5 separate regions of the Mus musculus genome follow, and all the other regions are linked to region 1. The links are chromatin loops, found by intact Hi-C in ENCODE. Cell type or tissue: heart. All regions are shown on one strand.

Region 1 (5,000 bases):
AAAAACATTCTCTACCAATATGGCCCCACTTTTAAAAGGCCTCAACAAAACCTAGATAGCACTCTATAGCTATCTCTATCTCTACCTCTATCCTGTGGATTATTTTCCCCCTCAACCTACCTTAACAACAGGTGTCTCTATATCTCCCAGTTTTTCAGTAGTAAACATTTGAGATGAAAGGACCATTTTGCTATTTTATTCTTAAGGTTTTCTTTTTTCTTAAAACGTATCCTAGAGTATATTGACTGTACAAGACAATGCGTTTCCTTATGGCATTTTCACACAAGTTCACGGCACACTTTAACCCAATTACCTTCTTGTCCTTAGTCCCTAGTCCCCCAACCCCACTTTGGGCTCCCTTCCTCAACTATCCAAATGTAGTATTTTAAAAGCCAGTCAGCAAGCCGGGAGGAATAAAAGGGCAATTAGATTCTGAAAAGAAAAAAGTGTGCCTTCATTTGCATAATAATGCCACCTAAGAAACAACCCAGTCACGCCTCCTAACCCTTCAACTGTGTGTACTTAGACTTCATCCCGAAGCCTGACAAGTCCCCGGGGAGGGAGCAGCTTCAGGTAAAGTCACAAATTGGAGGAAAACCTTGCTGGAAACACTAGACTGTGCGTTTGTGAGTATATGCACACATAACACCGACCATGGCATTTTATACTGGACGAGTTCTCACTGTTTTCTGAGTGGTGGAGAGGATTTTTGTGCTATACAAACCGAAGAAAGTCTCAAACCATCTTAGGTGTTCCCACCAGCAAGGCAAGCAAGCCAGGTGAAAAGAAGTCTGAAGATTAACTGAAACTTCAAACAGCACCACAAGGCACAAAGAACAAACGTGAGTACTTAACGTCTTCCTTATGTTCCATTGTTAAACATACAAAGGAATCTGTGTCAACGAGATGACTAAAAAGGACACAATGATGACACCTCTATAAAACAGTGCTAACTCCGGTCACTCTGCTGTTTTCAAAAGTACCAACCTCCACTGCACCGGGGAGGAGGGGATAATGGAGACAGCCTGGCAAAACTCCCCAAAAGTTATATAAACAAAGGAGGGAGAAGCCCAGTGTGGGCTTCGCACCCATGTGCCACTAAAATTACATAACACCCGGTGCAGACACTGAATGAGGAATGATTCTGCACTACGCCCTCGCTCTCTCCCCTCCTACACCATCCTCCTTCGCTTTAAACACCCCCAAGGGCCCCCGCGAGAGAGTGGACCGCTTGGGGTGTTTATTTTCTTCGTGGAGTAAATCCTGCGAGAGTTGGAAGCACATTTAGGCCCGAAGTTTGAACGTGCAACAGCCGCAGGGCACAGCGACTCACTCTCTCCGGACCTGGAGCAGAAAGAACTGACCACGCCAGCCACCCGCGAGGCCTCCATCTCCCCCGCGCAGTGCCTCCCGCTGGAAAGTTTTCCCTGCAATCGATTGCCTGCCTGACTTTGCACGGAAGGCGAGCCAAAGATGGGAGGGGGGTCGGCAGAGAAAGACCTAGAAAGCTCAGCGGGCGGCGGCGGCGACAGCGGGAGGAGCCGGCTCCTTACCTGGGCGACGCTGAACGGCCAGGGCTCTCGAGCTGGCGCCGCCCGGGGCTGCGAGGGAGCGGTGTGCACAGCGCGGCTTAGGCCGGCGCCCGCGGCCCGGCCCCCGCCACCTCCTCTTCCTCCCTCGCGCGCGTCATGTCACGGCGATCAAACACGTCTGTGCGCTTCGCCGCGGTGACTTCCTGATTCTCCGCCGCTCGCGCGCGCCACGCACTCGCCCTCGCCGCCGCACGCACCGCCACCGCCTCCCGCCGCCAGACCCAGCCGGCTCTGCGTCCGGCTCCCGGGAGTGCTCCGGCTAGAGACGCAGCCCGCGCAGCTCGCCACTCACTGGTCCCTAGCGCACTGCACACTCACGCCAGCCCGCCGCCCCCTCCAGCCCCTCCATCCGACTTGCAGCACTGCCAAACTTTTTTTTTCCGGGTTGATTGGTGTCCAACTTCCCTCCGCCCCCATCCCCCAGGCAGCCCTACCAGCCCGGCGCTCACCACTATCCGCAGCGAATAGCAACCGGTATAAAAAAATAATAATGTAATCCAGGCCGCAGGGGTGAATGCAGACACCCGCACCCGGCGATCTCCTGCAGGTACCGGAAACCAGCGTGAGCGCCCGGGCCGGAGCGCGGGTGTCCCCTAGAGTCCTCAGCGCTGCGCCCCGCCCGGAGCGGTGTCACTGCGTCCAGGCTGCGCGGCCTGGTGCGGGGCACCGGGGGGCACTGTGCTGGTGTGCGCTTGGTGGCTGGAGGGCGCCCAGGGGCTGGCGCGCTGGACCGGTGATTTGGGGAAGTACATCGCGACACCTATGCAGATGGCGTGGCCCTGTTTTGCAACGCCAATGGGAGGGGAGGCAGCCCAGCGATGGGGGAGGAGGAGGAGGCAAGGGAAGGGGTGAACTATGTTGGGATGGGAATAAAGCAAACTCGAAAGCAGGGAGCAAGAAGGAAGGGGTGAGTGTCATCGCTAGGAGGAGGCTCCCACCGGCTCTCCCCGCCTCCCTCCTTCGCCACCCCCTGTTTCCTCCCCACTGCAGCCCTTCCCCTTCCCGGGCGAACGCCGCGGCCGCTGCCCGGGTGCGTGCGGGTCCTGTTGTGACAGTCAGGCAGAGAGGATTATCCGGATCATGGCCTCCCCAGCCCTCAGCCGCCGTGGCTCTCCCGGGTCCCTGTGCGCCCCTGACACTCAGACCATCCCAGGCGCCCCGCGTCTGCAGCTTCCTCGGCGCTTGCCAAGGAAAGACACCAAGCAAAAGAAAACAAACCCAGAGAGGGGAGGGGAGGCTAACAGAGCCTAGTGGACACCTCGGACCTCTTTCCTTGGGGCTTCCTTCCACCCTCTGTAATGAGACCCGGGCTGGACACCCCGAACTTCAACATCCTAGCCCGCGCTGCCTCTAGGTACCAGACAAGAGGGTCCGCGGCGCCACGGCCATAGCCCCCGGGGCCAACCCTTTCACCTAAAGGCCTGTCACCAATCAACATTCCCTTCCCTGCCCTAGGGAACCCCGGGAGTGGAGGTGACACCTCGGAGCCCCAAGGCACCAACCCTGTGGTAGTGGCCGCCGCCCGCTCAGTGCGCCATCCCAGACTACTACCGCCAAGATCTGCTCTCGTCCCCGCAGCCGGAGCCCTTTAAACAAGTCCCCGGGAGGCGAATAGCAGCCGTGTTGGTTGGCGCCCTGCCGCCAGCCCGGGCTCCTCACCCTCCTTCCCTCCTTTCCTGTTCCCTTCCAACTCTAACGGGGAGGATGGCTCGGGGTGAACTGTCGCGTTTCCAGTCCCCCGCCTCCCAACCCCTCCGCCCCCCGGCCCGGAGTTCCCAAATCCCCCTCTCCTCTTGCCACTAGCCCTCCCCACCTCTGCTTTTTAGGGGATAGGAGGGGGGGGGGGATGCAACCTGGCGGAGAGTGTGTTGCAACCCTGAGTTGGCAGCGCATCACTGTCAACCTGCCCAGGGTCAAGGCTGTGACATGTTGGGATTTCTTCTCCTTGCCCCCTCGAAGTAGTAATTATTACTGTTATTATTAGAACGGCGAGGTTCGGTTGAAACTTTGTTTCTTTTATCGCCACCCGGGAGCTGTGGTTAGAGCATTCCACCTGAGGCCCGCGGGGAAGAGGCGGGCTTTTTTGTTGTTGTAGCGGTTGGCCCGCCTGTTTGTTTTGGTCTTCCAGCATGCACAATAAATAATGATTAGGATAAGGATGCATAATCCGGGGCGAAGGCGGCGCGGTGCCCAAGGGGTTCGGCGGCCGCTGCGGCTGCTGTAAGGCCGGAGCCGTGGAGAGAAGAGAAAGGAGTTGTAAGTTATATTTACCTTGCTCGCGAGCAGTGTGCTGGCTGAATCTTCCCTCTCTGAGTCACCCAGAGTACAGAAACAGAGGGAGCGAGGACTAGATTATGAATATGACTTCATTGATGACAGCCGTCCCCTCCTCTTCCTAAACTCGGGCTCCGCCCCGCGTCCCACCCTCGCCGCCTCCACGGGCGCCGGAAGACGCGCCGCAGTTGGCCCCGCGAGCCGCTCCTCCCTGCCCGGCCCGGCGCGGGTTGGTGGGACGCTCCTGTCACTCGCCCTGCTCAGCGACTCCGGGAGCGCGCGGGGGGAGCAGGGGGCGGTGTGCAAGAATGTGGATCTAGACAGCTCTACTGTATGCGTGGATCTGTGTGTGTCTGCGAGGCGCCGGCTCTCCGCCGTGTTTGTGCCTGGAGCAGAGAAACTGCGCAGGACAAGCAACCAGCCCGCAGCCCTGCTGGACTCGGGAGCCGCACATCCTTTAGCTGGCAGTAGCCTTCCGAGCTTCTCCGAGGAGACTGGGGGAACCCCCCGAAGCGAAGGGGAGGGCAGCCGTAGTAATCGAGCGTAGTAGTTCTGGGGAATGTGGAGACCGTGCTGGAATTTAAGTGTGCCTGCGCCTGCCAGCTCGAGCCTGCAGAGAGAAAGGGAGGGGACGGCGGGGGCAGGGCTCCGGGTGGCACCAAAGCTGTTTGTGGCAGTGTTGGCCGCGGGGGTGGGAGGGAATGGGCATTATCATACGAGCTGAAACTTTTTCGACCCCCGCCTCCTCCCCGTTTCTCTCAAGGCTGTCATAAATTTGCGTTCTTCCCACCCATCCCCAGCCCCCAGTGAAAAGGGAGGCGGCACAAAGAGCGAGCTTGCCAAATCTGTCTCATCCCTAAAGGACTGCAAGCTTCCAAATGCCAGAGAAGAGAAACAGCTGAGAGGCCGGCCGCCTAGTAAATAAATAAACCCAGATAAACCCTCCTAACCCCTCTGTTTACTTCGGAAAGGCACGAAGCACTTTCACCTCCCCTCACCTGTCGTCTTCGAATAAAATATACATAAAAATGTGGGAGGAGAGAACGACCCGCGAGGGTAGGGCGGGAGAGTCAGGGGGCAGCTGAACCATGGGATCTGCTTTTGATTTAAAAAGGGAAATAAATCTCAATCTCT
Region 2 (5,000 bases), 140 kb before region 1:
CCAATGGGATTTTAAAAAAAAACAAAAAACAAAAAAACAAAAAAAACCACAAAAACTGTTTCCAATGCACTCTGCAATGTGCCAATCCATAGAAGCAACATGCACACACACAGGCCCCTAAGGGACAGCTTGAGCCCAGGCCTTAATAATCAAAAGACAATCTCCATCACAATCCTACAGTGTTCAGAAAACCACTATGAAAGAGGCGAGACCTGATGAGTTATGAAGAAAAAGGAGAAAGGAAGAAAAAAAAAAGAAGAAGAAGAAGACGCTCCCCGTTATTCCATTAATATTCATTCGCCTAAAAGCAGGACACCCACTATACAGCTAAACACAGTGCAGCTAAGCAAAGATAAGAGAAAGAAATGGTCCCGCATTATCTTGGAGGCTGAACATGCTAATCATAAATACAGCACGCAAGCCTGTCAACAGTTAATGGTACAGCCCTCTCCTCCAGCACCCAGTTGCACACAGAAAGACGGAGACCAGCGGCTTTTGATGTGTTACACACCTACACATGCCTGGGATGTAGTTCTACTGAATCTTCAAGACGGCAACGAAAAAGGATATTTACCTTACCACTATCAGCAGGCCGGCTATCGGAAATCACAGTTAGTGGGGATAAAATTAACAAGCCGGCAAAGCAGCGAGCTGCTAGTCTCTTCATCAGCTGATCAGGAAAAAAAAGAGAGCTGGGAAAGGCTATGTTTTCATATACAAGTAATTTTATTTTACTGAAAATTTAATACTGGAAGGGTTGTGGATACTCAAATCTGCTGTTTCATTCTACCTACGACCAGGCCCCAAGCCTTCCTCCTCCAGCCTGTTTTAATATTGACAACTACTTATCATATTGTTCCCCCCTTATTATTCCAGGCAGCAGAATTAGAGATTTTTAGCTCAGGTGGTTGCTGAATCTTGCTTGCATTTTTAACAATTAAGCCAATAAGAAAACAAATGAATATTCAAATGTATTTTTTAAAGATTAAAGCAAAGATTTTTTGTTGTTGTTGTATTTTATGCTTCATCTTAGTCTTTTTTTTTTTCCCCTGAAAAGATATGCTGCATGGTTTTGGAGCAGTCTAAAACGATTTTAACACAGAAGAAAAACACCCGCGCCCTCCCCCGCCCCCGCACCCCCCCCCCCAGATGCATGTAAGTAAAAGCAATGTGTATGTTCTCAGGTTCCTGTATTTTAATACAGTGTTATTTTTTCTCTATAAAAAAAAATCTCAAATAACTGTGATACTTCACTTTCGGTTTTCATACTGCAAAATTTTTCACTGTTTTTTTTTTTTTCTTTTCAGTGGGATCCGTGAGGAGGGGGAGGTTGTGAAAAGAGTATTTCTGTTCTACCCCCCCCCCCATTCTGAAAAAAAAAACGGGGAACAAAACATAAGCTTGTGATATTTGGACTTTTAAATCTCTACGCCTGTGAGTACCTAAGAAGGAAAACAAATTAAATTGCAAACAGAACTAGTCAAACAAATGTTTATTACAACTGCTAATACTGCAGATTCCTATTAAATTTACGTTCTGGAGTTACAGGAAAACACACAAAGTACTGACCATTATTCCCCTTAAGTTAAGGTTTTTATGCAGGAATGCAGAGAGCTACCGAAATCTTCCCTCCTCCCCAAAGACCGGGAACACATCTATATGCAGGGCTTCATGTTCTGTGGTTTCTAAGGGGCTTTTTCTAATGGAAATCAATTCCCTCCATATTTCCCGATGCTTTTCGCACTTCAAGAGTTAGACTTAAGATTTCTCTTGCTTGTAAGGGAAATTATGGGGGCTTCTCTGATTTAAAAATATTATTTGTTAAGCTAGCTCAACGGACAACTTAGCTGGGGGGGGGGGGGAGATTAAAAAAAAGAAGAAGAAGAAGAAAAGAAACCAAACAAAAACAAAAACAAAAAAAAAAACTTGCAACACAATGCTAAAAGTACTACCCCCAGAAAGAATTCCCTTCCAAACCTTTTACCAGCACAATAATGAAATAAATCACAGAAGCAAACCCCCAGTTTCCGACTGGTGACGTGTTGCGCAAGAGAGCGAGCCCTAATTCAACATACAGACGGCTCCCATGCTGAACCGCCTCTAGATTTAATGAAGTGAATAGGAAGGAAGTCGGGGGGAAAAAAAGTGTACAAATAAGAAATTAACACTTTCCTTCCCTACCTAAATGGTGAGGCACAACTACAGGGAAGTTTGGTGAGGTACCTCTTTCCTTAAAGGCACACTGCACTCTTTCGGGTCCGGACGTCACGAAAGAACCCATATGGTGCTAAAAAGCCCCAGCCAAGTTAAAAGAGTTAAGCATACTTCAGCCTGCGTGTGTGTGTGTGTGTGTGTGTGTGTGTGCTTTTTTTTTTTTCTTCCTTGAATGAAGCTAGAAATTACTCCTTCCTCCACTGGATGGCAACCTTCTTCCCCCCACCCTCTTCCTTTCTCGCTCTCCTTTCTTTCTTTCAATTTTGCTTAAAAGAAAAATACGTTTTCACGAAACAGGATGTGCACGCACAGGCGAGGGAGGGACAGGCTTGCTCTCCAATGATTCTTAAGAAAGTAGCGGTGCTGACAAGGACGGCCGGGAGGCGGCCATGCAGGGACCAGCTCCGGAGCAGACACCGGAGCTTGTAAAGCACATGGTAGCCCCGATAATCAGCCACACGTGCTGGCTTCCACCGTGCCTCTCTGTCATCCAGACACACGCCAACTACATCTTTCACTGAATGAGGGAAGGTCTCGAAAGCCGGCATTATGCTCCTTCTCAGCCAGGGGGTGGGGGATGTGGGGGCGGGGGTGGAGTTACACGTGACATCCCCCATCACAGCGGAGCAGCTTCAGGATTGTGAATAGGTAAACAGCGGCGGGAGAACAAAAAGCCACTCTGCCCATTGTTCCCACCCTTGCCTCCTCGCTGAAGCACCCGGCAGTGTGATAGGGCCCTCTCACTATGGCCCAAACCATCTCTAGGAAACACGTAAAGCAGGAATTCTGGAGATCACTAGACTATAGATGGTAAATAGAGGAAAAAGAAAAACAAACAAACCAAGCATATTCTGATAGTACACCTGGTATTTGTAGTATGTCTTCCCTGACAGATTTCTTTCTTTTCCCTCTAGGTGGTGATGGGAGAGGCTTTTCCTTTAGGGTCTCTAATTGGGAGGTGTGTGGGGGGAGACAGAGAGAGAGAGAGACGGGGGAGGGGGGAGGGGAGGAGGGAGGAAGGCATTCAGAGACACAGAGACATACACAGGCAGAGAGACTGTGTATGTGTGTGTGTGTCCATCAGGCTAAGTGTTAAAGAAAGGATGTGAATAAAAACTACAAACAACCTGGTGCTTTCTGGGGGAAATCTCACATCTCCAAAGGGTAATGTCCTAAAAGGCTAGGTCTCCTTCCGCTGAGACCCTAAACACCAAGAACACAGACATGATCCCCAAACCGGAAGAGTAACACTAACAACCAAATCACAGCATTCTTATGAGTTTGTAGTTCCACTGTGAGGCGTGCTCTTATAATAGCAATCTCAAAAAGTAACAGCAAACTGCTGCCAGGCCCTTTAGTCCCAGGGTGGGGAGGGCAGGGGCAGAACTCCAGACCCAGGACTTGGGACAATGGCTACAGTTTCGATTATTACAGTCTCCAAAAGCAAAGTATTAAGAAAGGTGTACATAAAACCTCCAAACATGGGGTGTGGGGGGTGACCAAAAACTGCAAGGTGCCACTCACAGGACAGGAGCTCAGTGGTCAACTAGGTTGCAGATCTAGGAGCTCTGATGTGACAGCTGCGTAAGATTTTTAATGTACTTCATTTTACCGATATGTGCACTTTAAGTGATGAGAACCAAATATTCTGTATGTATCCTTACTAAAACAAGCGTCTTTAGAAAGCCAGACCCTGAATCCTCTATAAATGAGGAGAAGAATCTCAAAAACGGCAGGTCCATATACGGCAGGTCCGTACACGCGGCCACTGGCTCGGCACAGAGCATATAACGCCAGGACATTTTTGGCAGTTTGCCTTTCAGGGTTCCAACAGGTGGCACGCTCAGTCTTGTCCTGCCCAATGACTACAAGCTCCCTCAGGAATCCTCACAGGTTCCCCCATCCACTGTTACTAAGGAAATGCCCTGGTGTAAGAAGTTACCCACATAGAGAACATGCCTGTTCTCAAATGGTCTGTTTGCTAACAAATGCCTCCCATAGTTAGGAGACGGGTTAATCTGAAGGCTGGGGAGCTCATGGGATAGGATCTCCACCCAAATGATGGAACAGCAAAATATTGATATATTCACCCAATAGGCTGACCCCCATTTACTTCATTTGAAGATGGGGTCTGGACATGTAGCCCAAGCTGGTCTTGAACAAGCTGATCTTGAACTAGAAATCCTCCTGCCTCAGGTTCCAAAATGCTGGGAATATAGACATGTAACCATCCACTTATTATTTTCTTCCTCCTCCTCCTCCTCCCCCCCCCCCCCCCCCCCGCGCTGAGAGCTGAGAGACAGGGTTTCTCAGTGTAACCAGCCCTGCCTGTCCTGGACTTGCTTTGTAGACCAGGCTGGCCTCAAATTCACATAGATCTGCCTGCCTCTGTCTCCCACATGCTGGGATTAAAGGCGTGTGTGTACCACCGCACCTTCATTCACTTATTTCAAGTATTTGCTCTCTTGAGAGTCAAGTGCACTTGCCATTCTCCCTGAACGTAAACATACAGTGCTGGCCTAGATAGACCTAGTTGGGAAGCGAGCAACCTTGGCTTAACGCATTACAGGTAAAGTAAGTTTTGCAAAATGAACCCAGGTGCTTCCTTGGCTCTGGTGGCCTAGGGAGCCATTTAAAGAGCCGGGTGGGACTGGGTAGGTGGGGGGAAGGGGTGGAACAAACAGAGCTGAGGCATATTAAGTACATCCTTTCGATGTGGAATTTAAAGCAGGAAAATTAGTATAGGGAGAGGCAAAGTTATTTCAAGCCTCTAAGAGCTATTCGCG
Region 3 (5,000 bases), 110 kb before region 1:
CCACATCCCGGCGCTGGCGAGAGCCCCTCCCAAATATCTTCTCCTCCTCTTCTTCACAGGTGAGCCTTTCCACTTCGGCGTCATCCTTGATAATCCAGGAGGGCAGCTCATCTTCCTCCATCAAGCGGGGTTTGCGCTTCGGGTTCCGGGCATCCTCCCTCCGCCGGTCCATGTCCATGCGCTGGAAACAGGGACAACAGTGTCACCAAGGGAGGAGGATTCTGTATGGCAGAACTTATAATCCCCAGAAGTTGTCTTCTACTGCCAAAATATCCCTTTCAGTCTCCTACTCTAGTCAGCTTGTTCTAATTCATCCTTAAGCACCGGGTCTACATGAATGATTCTGCCTCTATACCCATCATTTGAATTTACCTTTGCAAAAAGGAAAAAAAAATACAAATACCTTCTTTAAGGGCTCTTCTTCTTAGCCCAAATGTGTGTGTAAAATTCAAAAGGAGACTGCATTTTAAAGATGTGAGCCCTGGGTCAGTAAGTGAATAGAGGTGCCTGCTGGCAAGCCTGATAACCCAAGCTTGGTCCTGGGACCTACAGGATGCAAGGAAAGAGCCAGCAAGTTGCACTCTGACCTCCACACACGTGCTGTGGTATGTACATGCCACATGCAAAATGAGTAAGTGGGAAAATATTTAAGGGTGAGCCCTACCTATATAATTCATTGCTTCCCCCAAACAAGTGAATTCTTTGAGCACATATAAAAATTCTACTAAGGATTATTAACCTTTATGAAGAGGATTTGCAATTTTAATGGAACAGAGAGAAACATTTCAGGGGAGGTTTTTAGTGACTCAGGTACCAACCACAGTCACATGTGGAGGGGACACGGAGGGTTACCCTGGTCCAGCTGTTGCCAATGCATCGGCTTCTCGGTACCTAGGTGGGGGGAGCAGAGGACCATACTCCTCCGCACTTCACTTCCTAAAAGGTCAGCTCTTAGGAGATTATTATAACACAACGGACCACAAAGTCAGGATCTTCTCAACTCCACAAGACACACGTGAAATGTCTCCCCTTCATGGGCCTCGGGAGCCTGTGCCTCTCTCGCTTTTTGTTCTAGAAATCCTATCTGGTTCTAAGTAAATGATGTGCCCTGTGCGCGTGGCTTTAAGTGTAGCCAAACAATCTGAACCGTGTAAAAGAACAGACCAAAAGCATTGTTTACCCTCTGTATATACTAGATGCATATACCCGGATCATCCCCAAGGAGAAATAAGTCATTAATTATTCATCATTTACCTTCTCCCTCCTCTTCTGATTCTACAGTACCAAAACACATATTCAATAAAATGATTTCTTTCCCTTAAAAGCTAAAACTGATAAAATGTGAAGGAAATATTTGCTTCTTGAACCCAAATGTGACTTAGAAATTAGGCGTCGAGGCTCCTGAAACTATGCTTCAACACTTCTGGAAATCACTCCGTCTGTACGACAGGGTAAGCCTGGAGCTCGGTAGCATCCTATTGGTAGATAAATGTGGCCACCCTGCTCTCCCATGTGCTATACTTAGCTTGTGATGCTTGGCTTAATCCAGCCATCTAATGCGTGGCTCAGAAACAGGATCTACCCATGGAGGCTTGGCAATGAGCAAGAGGGTGCTTCTTTAAGGCAGGACCTAGACAGAGGTTGCATGAGGCAACCTCTTAATAGCTAGCAGATAACTAGTAGGAAAGCAATCTCCCCGAGACCTACTCTGTGACAGCCTGTTGCTACTTCAAGCTCTAAGCTAGACCAAATTCCGGATTCCTAGATCAGAGTTTGCAAAATGACCACAGTAGGTTGTTTTGTAACTGGAGAGTAGGACAACCATAGAATAAGTATTTTCTTTAATTTTAATAACAATAACCCATATACATATAATTTTTTTAAAAAGGGTAGATTCAATTAAATATGATAAGCTACAAGTCCTAGTGATCTTAGAGATCCTACTTACCCAATACTTCTCTATAACATCTTAAACTAGCTTTGGACAAAAAAGACTAACTTTTCTATTTAATTACTACCTGGATGTATCCATCTTAAGGCCTTAGTATAAATCATAACATTTATTACTATTTTTCACCTTCACAGCAAATATGGCCTCTAAAAGCCCATTATTTATATATTGGTCCAAGATAAATATCTGAAGCATGTTGCTATCAAATAAACCTTTTAGGTAAAACCCACAGGTTATCAGTATTGACGGTGAATTAATTATTTGATGTCTTGGTTTTAGAAGGGGAAGGCAATGGCACTGTTTAAAAGAAAGATTATTATTTTAAAGGAGCTATTTGTTTACAGTATCTATACATTGAAGTAATAAGTCTCTATTACTGTGAGGCACAGGACTAATTCTGAGTAATGGACGAAGACTTTTGATACATGCGATCCAGAGCGCCTAGGCAGCTCGCATTCCATTCTTGCTTGCCGCTAAACTCTTTAATCACAGTAGCTGGCATGGATTCAAATTCATTTTCCTGCCCCCTGGTGGAAGTGCTAATGAACAGCCCAGTGGCCAAAGGTATACAAATTAAACCCAACAGAAAACAGCAGAGCTGGTTCAGTCTCCCTAACAGATGCTAACACGTAAGAAACAGGCCTGAGAACTCACAAACTTCAGGTTCTTACACAAGTACATTCATTCCTGCACCAGTCTGGGCTATGTCAATTCATTCCTGAGTCAGTCTGGGCTGTGACAAGCCTGTTCTAGGGTCGTAGACCTAGTTAAAGGGAGACGGGACCTTGAACAAAATTTCCAGGTTTGTCTGAGATTTTTCAAATCCTACAAAAGCTCAGCCTCAAAGAAGAATGGAGCAGCACTAAATTTCTCCCCGATTTCAGGGCGCTGCCAGGGAAGGCCGATTTCTGAGTGTAACCTAATTTGGGAGTATCTGAGGCCATTGTAGTGTTGAGTGAGTGCCAGGAAAGGCCAGGAAAGCCTTTCTGCCTCAGGGTTCCCTAGTCTCCTACCCCTTGGTAAGTGCCTCAAAGATAGATGTTGCTTTCTGATGTGTATCCCCAACCCCCCTATTTAAAAGTCTAATCTATAATTGTAGGGAGTAACAGCAGAACCCCACATTAATGCAGAACCCACATTAATGCCCTGTCTCCCTAAAATGGCCTCACCTGGGTAGCAAAGTAATACATTTCCTAAAGCTGGGAGCCACTGCTATGGCTGCCTGCTTTTCTGCCTGGGAAAGAGGTAATGGTCTTTCATTGTGAATCATTATGTGTGGGCATAATCTGCGTTCTCTAGACAAAGGCCACAAGCAAATAATCCCCCTCCCCCCATGAAAATGACATAAGCGTCCACACAGCCTTGGTTCTATTCTCTCACCCTCCCTAAGCTTAAAAGGCAGAGATTACAAACCCATCGGGTCATATTTGGCTTAGCTGTGTTCTCTTTGGCCTGCAGTGTTATGGAATAATATTAATAAAGGTCCTGAATGTAGTTGCAAACCTTAATGCTGAGAGTTCGCCAAAAAGGGTCGATTCCTAGCATCTCTTCAAAAGTTGTAATTTCTGCTTAAAAGGGTCTCACATCTCCACCTTGCAGCCCCAGCACCGGCAACCACATCTTTACTATGCCTCTCCTTTCCAGGTGCTTTGCTTACACAAGGGTGGGGGGGTTCCAGGACCCCATGGCTTTCTAACAGGTGCCTGTGATCAGGGTTCTTCAGTGCTACTACACCCCAGCCATAGTGCATACATATCCCGTCCCTCACGGTCACGCTAAATGCCTGACACGAAAGTCAGAATGGCTGAATGCTTTGGAGGAAGCCTTACCCCTTATTCATCTGGATCTGTCTTGTCATCTGGACAAACCCTGAAACCACAACCATCACCACCCTCATTCGGTAATCTATTGCACATAAGCACTACGTGCCCGGGACTGTTCTAGTCATTTAAGATGAGAGTGTAAAAGCCCGAAGAAGGCAGTAGCCACCATTCTGCAGCCGCTGAGCAGCCTCCCCCACAGATTGGGCCTGTTCCCCAACCACTGTGGAATGTAGTGCATCTCACATGTAAGTCAAACTGAGGTTTCAGGAAACTTATAGGTGATGCTACGCTTCATGGAACCTCAAGGTTAAAGCCACAGGCAACACATTCTAAAACACCGAGCTCCTCTAACATAGAGCAGGTTCTGCTCTTTGGATCACGGCCGTATCTTCCTATGCACGCAGGCAAAGGTTCTATTCCCTTAAGTGTCTTCCCTGCAACAACTTCACAGGCTGTTGCTGTTCACCTGCTCCTATTCAGGAAGAAGCTGGCTAAGCCACAGCTGCAAACTGAATGCAAGCAGAATGGACAGCTGCCCAGTGTGACTCTGGCCTGGGATGAGGACTGGGTCCCTGGTGAACTAGGGACCGCATACCCTGTGTGAAGGGTGAAGCTGCGACTCAGCTCTGGCCAACTGCCTCCAAACCGAGCTGTGGGCCAAACACCGCCCCATCTCACTTTCCAAAGGAAGCCAGAAATCGAGATTCTTTTCATGCTGGCAACAAATGCAAAATTTCAAGAACTGCTATGTGGGCCAAACACAATATGTCTGCCGGCTAAAGCCAGCCAGTTTGCAGACTCTGAACCAAAAGCAACGCACAGACTTCAGGGCCTAGGTTCTGCCCAGTATGCAGGCTGCGGGGCGGGCAGTCTGGATAACAAAAAGGGGAGGTGGGGAGGGGTGGGGAGAGATAGTCCTTTCCCATAATTCCTGCAACATTACCATAAAAAGATCAAATTCTTCCTCCCGGCGAGCAATCATCTGGTTCAGGGTCTCGTCGTCTGGTACCTCATCTTCTTCCTGGATTCAGCAACAGAATGATCAGAAGAGGCTTTAAGAACAGAGACTGGATAGTTTGTGGGGGGATGTTCTGCCCTACTTCTCAGGACAGAAAGGGGAGGAAGGGTCTCTCAGCTTAGTACCTGCCGTTGGTATTTTGAGAGGTTGAGCTTTTCAGACCGTCTTTCCAGCAGGAAATCTGTCTAGGGCGGGAAATCTGCTCTCT
Region 4 (5,000 bases), 1.4 Mb before region 1:
GTTGCATTGACAATTTATTGCATTGTCAAGGAATGTAAAATACCTTTTTGAATGACGATTATATTTTTCATTGTAAAAAGCAATAGCTGTTAAGACCATGCTGCGTGTTTCCTAAGGCTCCCTAAAAAGTTATTTCTGATCTACCTGTATGATACATATGAAGATACAACCACACAGCTGTAAAAATGAGCTGAAAAGAGTTCCTGTCAGAACTACTGAGTAGCAAAAGGATTTGATATATGTATGCATATATAATCTATCATGCTTTGCATTCTATTGCTTGCATTGTAGCTTGGTGTTTTGAATTAGTATAATGGCAACACTGAAATTTATATATTAACCTTACTAGAACTAAAAGACATACCTCCAATTGTCATAAAAGGGAGAATATCCTGACTTAGTAAGAATTCATGCAAATAAAAGTATGCATCCTGAGAGTATAAAAAGATGGTACCAGAAGCTAGGAATAAAGAAGTCTCTAAATTGCTTGAAACTGACGTTACAATGTTCTAAGCGCAAAGGTCACACTCTTCCTAAAGGACACTGCCTCAAAGTATCTATTTATACCCTTGAGACAGTTTTGCCCAAGCTTCATTATGTGGTTTCCTTTCGTGCAGATTAAAAGCAGTAAATTAAAAGGGTGGGGGGAATAATAGAATGGTGCTCACTGACAGCGGTAAGGAGCAACAGCTGACAGTGGGGAGATGGGGAACCTAACAGACAATAGGGCTGCGCCAGCAAAGCTCTTCAGAGCCTTGAGGTGCCAGTCAGCAGTCCCAAACGTTTTCCTGAGGACTTGATCTGTAAACGTTGCAAAAGGACTATTCCAATCGTGAAGAGTTTTAACTGCTGTTGGGTACCACGGTGTCATTTTTGGCTATCACCACGACCTGTTTTAACTTTAGTCCTTGGCTTGTTTTTTTTTTTTTTTTTTTCTCTTTCTCTTATTAACTACTATATTATAACTTATAACCAAGAATAGAACTCATTATAACTATGAAATTATCAAAGCTTACAGTATTACTGCTAAATCTATTGTTCTAATAGTTGGTTTCTAAAATGTCTTTTACCTAGCATTTCATGGCACAGAGAGGCAAGATAAAATGACGGCTTGTTTTCCCTAAAATGAGAATATTATGTATCCAATAGAACAGGTGTCAGGATTAAATGAGATAATGTATGTAAAACACTTAGCACAAGGTCTGGGGCACAGAAAGAGAGCTCAGCCTTATTTTAACAGGGAACTCATGCTGGCCCAAATCCCTCATGTGCCGGTGCAAAAATTAAGCCTCAAGAGGAGAACTGACTTCTTAAGGCTCTACTTCCAGTATGTTATTGTCTTGGATAAGCTGCTTAGCTGCAAATGTTGGGAGATTTTGGGTATTGGCGGGCCTGGGGGCACGTGCCTGCTGGACTCCAGTATGAGGAGAATTGGACGAATATGCTTGAACCATGAGGTTTCAGAAGCTGTGCCTTATCAACTCGAGTTTGAGGTGCCAGGTTGTGTGCTAATAATGTTCTCCATGGACAGAAGCCGTTCCCGTGTCCAACACAGCTCAAGAACAAGCTACCCCCAGGCTGTTAAGAAACCGATGCCAGCTAATAGGGCGATTGGTCTAGCTGGGATCCATCCCGTCAACTCTGAAAGGGTAGAGCCCCTTAAGGACCTACCGAGGGCTACTCTGAAAGGTCTAACCCACCCCTGTAGGGACCCTCATCCTCGGAAAGCTCGAATTCCCTTCCCCTTGGCACTTCCTCCCGGTCCTGCAGGGTGCTAACTTGGCGTCTCGGTTCCGCAGGGAGGTAGCGGCCGCGCCGAGCGAGATGGGTCACCGTTCGCGCGCCCAGGCTCTCGCTCCCTAAGATGGCGGCGGGAGCACCGCTCACACCCCGCCGCCCGCGCTCCTCAGGACCCCGCGGCCTCGGGAGGCGCGAGAAAGCGGAATTCGATGGAGGGGAGGGCAAAGCCGAGACCCTGGAGGCCCGCGCCGGCCGCAGAGAGTCTGGGAAAGGGATCACCCGCGAGGCATAAACGACCGACCGGGAAACACCACACTGGCGACCACGGAGAGGGAGGGGAGAAAAAAAAAAAAAAAAAAAAAAAACCTGAGCGGGGCGGGGGGAAGAGAGGAGAGAGAGGGGAGGAGCGCAGCACATCCGGGATATTAGCTGGGGCCGCCCAGGAAATGACGTACGCCCCGGGGTGGAGCCCGCTCTTCAAAGTGGGGTCTGCCTCCGCGGTAGCGCGCGTCTCACACAGTGTTGGCTCCGTCGTCACTCCCCCTCCCCTGGCTTCGCGCTTTTCCTCTCGCGGCTGCGGGGCGGCTGGGCACAGAGCTGGCGGCAGAGGCAGGCGGGGCTCCTTTGACGGAAAGTAGCCCTCGCCTCCAGACCCTCAGCTTTCCCCGGCGTCCTCCGTCCCGTTCCTCCAGGCAGACTCGCCCTGACCCCGGGCCCGCCAAGTCTTAAAGCGCACCTCGGGGGAAAAACCGACGTCGGAATCCCGACCGCAGCCCCCCGCCCGGGCTCCGAGCTGTCAGTCACGGCGCCGAAGCCGCTTCTTCCGGCGCTCTCGGGCCCGCCCTCTCCCCTCCTCCCTCCCCCCCGCCCCTCCCCGCGCGAGTGTCTCCCTCTCCCTCGCTCCCTCTCTCTCTCCCTCTCTCTCTCTTTTGTGAGTTATAGCAACCGTTGCCTTGTGAATCAAGCGCCATAGTCACCGTAGTCCTGGCGACTGTTACCCATCAACAACAACTACTCCTCTCCTCCTCCTCCTCCTCTTCCTCCTCCTCCTCCTCCCCACCACCACCATCTCCATCACCCACCAACAACACCACAATAATCCACAGCCAAGGTGAATATTCTTCGGTCTCTCTACATGTGTGTGGGAGCGTGTGTGTCCGTGCGTGTGTTCGTGTGTGCGAGCGAGCGTGGCTGTGCGGGGTCTCCCTCCTGACACCGGCTGCGGCCGCTTGAGGGGCTCGGTCCCGGGGGCTTGTTTACAATGGACCCGCGCGCGGCGGGCTCGGGGGTGTGGGCGCCGCGCGCCTGCCCGCCCGGCCTCGGCGCTCGGGGATGGAGCGGGAGCCGGGGCTGCGGGGCGAGCGGGCTAGGAAGCCGCCGCTGTCCGTCGCGGGTGTTGGAGCGTCCCCCCCAGGTCCGCGGGCGCCCAGGAGGAGGGGCAGGTGGAGAGAAGGGGCTCGCTTTCTCCCTCTCTCTTTCTTTAATTCGCTGCTTTGCAAAGCTGCCTGGTGGCTGCTGCTTTCCAAATCGAAATAGACAGCAGTGAGCAGGGGGGGTCCCCAAAAGGTGCTGCGCTGTGGTGGTTGTTGTTCACTTGCGGGGCCTTGTTGGGGGTTTTGTTATTTTTATCCTGGTACCTCGGTGAACTTTTCCCGAAGCCCGCTCCCTTCGTTTCGGCCCCTCTGTGCCTGCTGCTGAACGGACTGCACTTATTTGACCATCACTGGCCTCACGGGATTCTTTTTTTTTTTTTTTCTTTTAAAACTGTATTTTTCTTTGTGCTGCAAACAGTCTTAATATCCATTCAGCAGTCTTCTCCCCCCTTCCCCCCATTTGCACACACATTGAAACTAGGGGGCCTCTGCTGCTCTTGAGAGATTTTTTTTTTAAGTCTGTTTCTCTGTTTCTCTTCTCTCCTCTTTCCTCTCTTGTCTCTCCTCTGTCTCCTCTCCCTCTCCTCTCTCTCTCTCCCCCCTCCCCTTTTCGGGTTTGTGTGTGTGTGTGTGTGTGTGTGTGTGTGTGCTTGTGATTTAAACCGGATGCAGGGCATCTGTGCTACTTTGGTTAGTGGCTACTGACAGCGCTTTATCCTTCATGTGGAGATGGGAGGGGTAGTCCTGAGGTTCTGTTTCACTTTGATGCACCTCCCTCCCCACAGGAGAGTGTTAACAATTTTCATTGTGGTTTAGACTTTGTCTGTGATGAACAGGAAAAGGATATAAGGAAGCTTTGTGAGAACTCAGTTCACAACGCTATTTGTGACAGTTATGGTACTTTGAGAGTTTTTTTTTTTTTTTTTTTCCTTCTCCCATCTTCATCTCTATTCCTTTCCCTTGGAGAGTTGAAATTGAAGTCAAGTTGTTCATAAAGAATGTATGAAGCTTCTCAACTTGAAACGTGTGTATATTTCACTTTCTTTGTGGCTGTTAAGATCTAGGCATGTGTGTACTTAACATATTCTTTTTTGTTGACTTTTTGGTTTTCTTTGGACAATGATTTAAACCTGTTCAGAAGAAAAAAAAAACTTCCTTTTAAAGTGTTTCTTTAGAGGAAATAGTTGCCCTTGTAGATCTGAATACTTACCAGTTATGAAGTAGTATCGTCTTGATTAGAACCTGGCTTTGCAGATCCTTAATTTGCTCATTTTCAGCATAACAATTAATAGGTTATCAGAAAAAAATTGATGATGATTGTGAGCTAAAACAAATAGATTGTACTATTATAGTGGCACATTGAAATTTCCAATTCATATTTTAAAGTGCTTATTTAAATAATCTTTCCAACAGCAAACATTTATTGATTTAACTGACAGAGCAGCCTGTGAATAATGTGACAGTATTAATTATTCTTGAGATTGTCAATGGAGAGGTTGGGTAATTATAATGCCATTAAGGCTAATATTTTGTAAAACAAGTAAGAGTTGGGGGATTGGGAAAAACCTTACTTTTCAATTCATTTTCGTGTGATTGTTATTTTAAATGAAGCTGAGATTTGATTCTGAAAGAAGTCTGTTTGGATCTCTCAGCATTCTTTATATTTATTCATCCATTCCCAACCTGTCTTTGCAATTTTCAAATACTAACTTTTATTTTTTCTTTTCTTCTCATTTTCTTTTTTCTTTTCATCTTTCTTTTCTTTTTCTTCTTTTCCTCTTTTTTGTTCAGATGAGTGTCAAACGCCTGAACACTTTTCGATGGTAAAGCTCCTGGGTCTGAAGTTAAAAGGAGTTTTGCTGTCTTGGGACAGTTTTAGATCTTAAT
Region 5 (5,000 bases), 820 kb before region 1:
AAGAAAGTAGGCAGGATCAGTAACATGTAGCCTAGTGCATGGCCAGTCGGGGAGGGATCTTCAGAGAAAACAACTGTCCAGGGAGTGAAGGCAATCCAGTTTGGGATCGGGCTGTTATCCAGAGCAGGGAGATATAAAAAGGGAGGTGGAAGAGTTGGAGTCAGCTGTAATTCCGAAAGCAGGGTCTCAGAGCAGAGAGCATCTGTAAGCGACTGCCTTGTGAGAGAAGCTTCGGGGATATTCATAAGTGCATGGCTCACTGAGGAGACAAGCATGCTCCCATCTTAACATGCTTTTAAGTTTATTATATTTCGTTAAGGTTTCCAGAACATTTCCTGTCCAGATGCTTGACAGGCAGATCTGGATTAACTGGAGGGTCTGATATGTTTTTGTAATTTTATTTTCTGATCAGTTTAGAATATATGTGTTCTAAGTCATACCCAGCAACAGAGGTACAACTTGGGTCTATTTTTTTCATCATCATCATCAACAACAACAACAACCAAACAAAACCTGAAGATCTTTTTAAAATTAAAGTGAAACAAAATAATATAGCCAGACTTTATCAGGATATTTATAACCTTTCCTTGATTGGTCACAATAGAGCCCTGCAACTCCGTTCCTTCATGGAATATCTATGGAATTTGCTTTCATAAGCCTCTTGTAACTGTATAATATTAAATATTGAGGGGAAGTTATAATACATCCTTCACATGGTACTTCTAAAAAGGATCAACTGTGGTATTTTCCACTTTCTTCAAATAGGTATTGCTGGCCATTTACACCAACTCAAGCAACAGGCTTTTCTGCCATGACCTCCCTTTGTAAATTTTGTATACTTAGTAGCCGTTGTAAATCCTCAAGGCACAAAAGTGGCTAGGTCTTGGCCTCAGGAGCTCTAGCAAGGGTGTAAAGGCTAAAACAGCTGTAACTGCCTTTCTAGTGCTTCAAGGCAGGAAATAGCCAGACCCCCCCCCCCACACACACATGTGCCCTTGACTTCCCTAATGGTCATCTTTTAAAGGCTGTAATAGCCATTCCCAGCCCAGGTCTCGCCGTACAAGAAAAAAGTAAAATAAAATCCCAGACCACCCTGGAAAGTAACCCCCCACCCCAGAATCCTGATATATTTCCCCATCCCCCAATTCTGCCCAGTTCTCTGTTGCTTCTCTTCCAAGCAGGGCAACCACCCTCCTTAGCTTTTCCCTCCAAATTAATCCCTTGCCTGAGCTTAGTTGTGCAGCAAGACTTTGTGGTATTCCTTGGCTCCTGACTGCCAGGATACCTTTTGGAGCAGAACTGTCACAGGGAAAATTTTCTATGAGCCAGAGCAAAGCTGTAACACCTGCATCAGGGAAACTTTCCCAGCAGCTGAAGCCTTCCCCTAACAGAGCCGTAACACTTAAAGATGTGTTACCAGCGACACAAGAGACAGTGTCCACAGGGAATTATAGTCTCTAAGCTTATTTGCAAGCTATCTTAACAAACTGACAAGTGTTCTCACAACAAAGACGGAAGAGAATGAAAGGCAGGGGCAGGAGTCAGGTATAAGCCAAGGAACGTCTGAAGCACCAGATGCTGAAGATACATGGGACGTCCACTCACTCCTTGGGGCTTCAAAAAGGGCCCCCTGCTCAACCAACTAACATCTGCATTTCAGAACAGTTAGGCAGTAAGGTTCTGTTGTTTGGCGCGACGTGGGATCCCCTGGAACTGCCGCCATGTAGGTGCTGGGAAATGAACCCAAGTCCTCTCCAAGAGCAGAAAACAGCTTAGCCATCTCTGCAGCCCCCAAGACCAAGTTTGTTTCTATTGCTTCCTCGCTAAAATGGAGTAATACCTTAAATATATATCCTAAAGTGGAACCGTGGGGGAAAAAATGCATGCCCAAGAACGGGCCTACATTAAAAACGCCACACACACATTTATGGAAAGAGCTTTTCACAATATTTGACTGTGCTCCGTTCTTTACACTTATGGTTCCCGAGGGATCTAATTTATCCGGAGATTCGCAGCTAGGGTGGGAAATAAGGGAGACATGGGTGTTGGCAAACACGATTACAACAGAAGAGACTCCGGTACAGCTTTTACCCTCCAGGCTAGACTAACGACGCAAACAGACACTAACGAGCGAGCTGTCCCAACGCTAACCCAGCTTGCAGACTTCGCTGTCTTTTAACTCCTTCAGGACCTGGGTGGCCCTCGCGAGAACCCGCGTCGTTCCCAGAAATCTGCAGGCTCAAGCGTCACTTTCCCAAGCCACGGACTCGTCTTCCACGGGACGGATCCCTTCGAGGGCCAAAACTCATGCAGCCCTCTCAGACGAGAGGTGTGGCGAAAATGGACCAACAGGAACTACGGATTTCGTGTTTCCTAAGCTCCACCCCTTGACCCCAGTACCAGGACGTAACGCTACAATCAGCGGATCCGGGGCGGGGCAGAACGCGGAAGCGGAAGCGGAAGCGGCGGGGGGTGGTGGCGGAACTCTGCGAGTTTCTGCCCCACGTGTGCGGTGAGTGTTGTGGAGAGTTTGGTGCGGGAAGTGTGGGGCGAGTGTCCGCCGGCCGCTCGGGAGCGGGGAGCTCTGCGGGGTGGTGGGCGAGCGGCGTCTTCAGCTCCATCTCCGGGACGGTCTACCTGGCCGCTTCTCTGGCCCGGAGTTGGAGGAACCCTGGCGAGGGCAGGGGTTAAGCCCTCTCTGTTAACTTGATTATTGTAGAGCTAAAGGAACAAGTTTCGCTGTCAAACTCCGGCCTGTGCGAGTCACAGTCAGCCCACTCGTCCCGTGTCAGACGTTGTGCATAGGAGCAGTGCAGGGAAAACTGAAGCGATCCATAAGCCAAGCATGATGGGAGGCAAGAGTATTTTAAACAGAGGCAGTGGGATGTCCCGGAGGTGGAAGTCAGGAGTAAGGCGCGGACTGGACAAAGAGGAAGGTAGAACTGTGGAGCCTTGGTGTCGAGTCTCTTTATTTTTGTGTAGTGGGAAGTATTTTGCTTTGTGTTCCTAGGCATATAAAATAATGAAGGATTATTAGAAAAGATCGGGAGGCTCATGGTAGGTCTTGACTCTCTTAAGGAGATTTTTGATGATTTGCATTGAGTGTTGGTAGTAGAGACAGAGGTATCTTTAAGGAGACTGCAGGATAACTTACTGTTGGGTACACGATGACTACCAAAGAAGTGAACATCAGGAGCCGTGCTCCAGTTTTCTCTCTGCGAAGTGGAGTAGATGGTCCCCGTTGAATACAGCAGGAATAGACAGGGAGAGAAAGATAGTAATTTGTAGTGGAATGCAGAGGATTGTGTCTCAGACATTAAGCATAAGACGCCAGTTATATACATAATCAAGAAGTGTTGAGGACTCAGGTCTGTGTAGGACGTTATCTCAGGGTCCCAAGGCTGCACAGTCTAGAATACCTAATTTGCTTGTCTTGCTCTTGGATTAGCCGTTAATTTGATTGCTTAGTAACTTGGTGAACAGTGCTTTAAGTGACCAGGGTTAACATCATCATGACTGCCGCATAGCTTTGTCACTGTGAGAGCAGCACTTCTTTGCTGTCATGTGCCACCCCTTCCCCTGGCCCAAGCATAACCTCAGTCTAATAATGAAAATCTTAAACTCCCAAAGGGGACATAACCTGGAAAAAAGGACATGAGGTGGCTACATTAACTGTATCTTGGAATAGGAAGAGGACAGGAATGAGAAAATTGATTTCCAAATAAACCCTGTGTTATACTAGTGTTATTTTCATAAGTTTCATTACACTGTCTTATTAAGTTGTCAGTGGGGAAGCTGGGTAATAGATCTATAGGCTCTATATCGTTTTAACTCTAATGTAAGAGGCATAGTTTTAAAATAGAGTATGTAAATAAGGTTTTTCTAGACAGCTACATGTGAGGGCCATTGGCACAATTGCTTAGCATGTGGTAGTACATGAAACCTACATGCAGAAATGCAAATGCGAATGTGATGTCTTACCAGGTAATAAAATGAAAAAGTGAAAAAGAGATGCCCCGCAGGAAGCTGAGCAGGTCCTGTGCTGGAATTATAGATCTGTACCCTGTGTATACACTGCTGGGCATCAAACCCACTGCATTTTCCAGAGTGTTTCCTGGACAAATTTGGTTCTATTAGGTTTAGGAAGTCTTGTGCAATGGATAGTTCATAGTAGCAAATTAGAGAATTTGGAAAATCTTTACTTGCTGGCTATTGCTGTTTGATTTAGTGTTTCTCAATCTCAAATATAACATGGACCCCTGCCCAAGATGTTCCAGCGTCCTAAGGAACATCTTGTTTTGTTTTGAGTTTTGAAACAGTATCTCACGATGTAGCCCAGACTTGCCTCTAATTTATGTTGCCCAGAGTAGCCTTGAACTCAAACAGTGATCCTTCTGCCTTAGTCTAGGTGCTAGGATTACAACTGTGTGTTAACATAGCCAACAAGAAATTAATTCTTGTGGAAGTTTCTAATCTGTAAACATTGTCTAGGAATTCCTACAGGTGACTCTTGAGGTCATTTAGAGATGGGTGAGCATGTAACTTTGGGGACTGTAGTCATGAGCCTGGAGATGCTTGCCTTTTGTCCATATGTGTTCTGCTTCTTGCAGAGCTTGTAAGTTGGTGGGAGGTGAAGGTCACTGGACCCAACAGGTGACATGTTAGACAAATCCTTTGAAATAAAGTATTACATAGCTCTGTGTAACTTAGAGGCCAGCCAGATATTTGGTTACCTCTAAAAGAGTTGGCCAGTAACCTTTCTTTTAGCTTTCTTGTGTGTGTGTGTGTGTGTGTGTGTTTTCATGTTTTCATTAAATTGTAATATGTGCTGAGTGTAGCCTATTTCTGGTCCCTGCTTTGTAAGGTGGATGCCGAGAGATCCACTTACTCATCACCAAGGCTTCCCAGGTTAGAAGCTGCAGACAGTGGTGTTTACTCTTACAGTGGTCTGTATTGAGCCAGCTAGGGTGTGCTTGGGCTGGGATCTTTTTTGACTTTCC

Evidence for each region. Peaks named below come from ENCODE experiments on the same cell type or tissue, not always from the same donor. Only the 100,000 strongest peaks of a DNase experiment are listed, where the experiment ranks them.
Region 2: a loop joins it to region 1, with 2.3 times the contacts of the local background. A loop is called at or near these places in 3 of 42 quality-filtered maps.
Region 3: a loop joins it to region 1, with 2.2 times the contacts of the local background. A loop is called at or near these places in 4 of 42 quality-filtered maps.
Region 4: it touches region 1 in a loop (6-fold over the local background); 3 of 42 quality-filtered maps call a loop at or near these places.
Region 5: it touches region 1 in a loop (4-fold over the local background); 5 of 42 quality-filtered maps call a loop at or near these places.

Annotation. Positions count from the first base shown.
Region 1 is chr19:26,604,097-26,609,096 of GRCm38, reverse strand. It overlaps Smarca2 (SWI/SNF related, matrix associated, actin dependent regulator of chromatin, subfamily a, member 2), which reads right to left and starts at 3,937. Exons shown (of 33, transcript NM_011416.2): 1 at 3,864-3,937. It overlaps Gm52395 (a long non-coding RNA gene), which reads left to right and starts at 2,587. Exons shown (of 7, transcript XR_003952911.1): 1 at 2,587-2,946; 2 at 3,048-3,848. In heart, a CTCF peak has its summit at 2,264 (motif pointing right); DNase peaks (open chromatin) are centred at 1,716, 1,856, 2,196, 4,026 and 2 weaker places; H3K4me3 peaks cover 4,509 bases; H3K27ac peaks cover 3,957 bases; H3K27me3 peaks cover 325 bases.
Region 2 is chr19:26,745,522-26,750,521 of GRCm38, reverse strand. All of the region lies in intron 27 of Smarca2 (SWI/SNF related, matrix associated, actin dependent regulator of chromatin, subfamily a, member 2), which reads right to left. Among named protein-coding and RNA genes, the nearest start is that of Gm46648, 76 kb to the left of the region's middle. In heart, a CTCF peak has its summit at 2,471; a DNase peak (open chromatin) is centred at 2,561; H3K4me3 peaks cover 3,275 bases; H3K27ac peaks cover 3,556 bases.
Region 3 is chr19:26,715,910-26,720,909 of GRCm38, reverse strand. It overlaps Smarca2 (SWI/SNF related, matrix associated, actin dependent regulator of chromatin, subfamily a, member 2), which reads right to left. Exons shown (of 33, transcript NM_011416.2): 26 at 4,718-4,795; 27 at 1-181. Among named protein-coding and RNA genes, the nearest start is that of Gm20616, 95 kb to the right of the region's middle. In heart, a CTCF peak has its summit at 2,487 (motif pointing left); a DNase peak (open chromatin) is centred at 4,469.
Region 4 is chr19:28,008,823-28,013,822 of GRCm38, reverse strand. Rfx3 (regulatory factor X, 3 (influences HLA class II expression)) reads left to right here and starts at 2,657. Exons shown (of 17, transcript NM_011265.3): 1 at 2,657-2,851. In heart, no CTCF peak of the experiment used is centred here; DNase peaks (open chromatin) are centred at 1,792 and 2,242; H3K4me3 peaks cover 3,120 bases; H3K27ac peaks cover 2,920 bases.
Region 5 is chr19:27,427,304-27,432,303 of GRCm38, reverse strand. It overlaps Pum3 (pumilio RNA-binding family member 3), which reads left to right and starts at 2,396. Exons shown (of 18, transcript NM_177474.5): 1 at 2,396-2,512. It overlaps C030016D13Rik (RIKEN cDNA C030016D13 gene), which reads right to left and starts at 2,267. Exons shown (of 1, transcript NR_027987.1): 1 at 1-2,267. In heart, no CTCF peak of the experiment used is centred here; a DNase peak (open chromatin) is centred at 2,333; H3K4me3 peaks cover 2,698 bases; H3K27ac peaks cover 2,410 bases.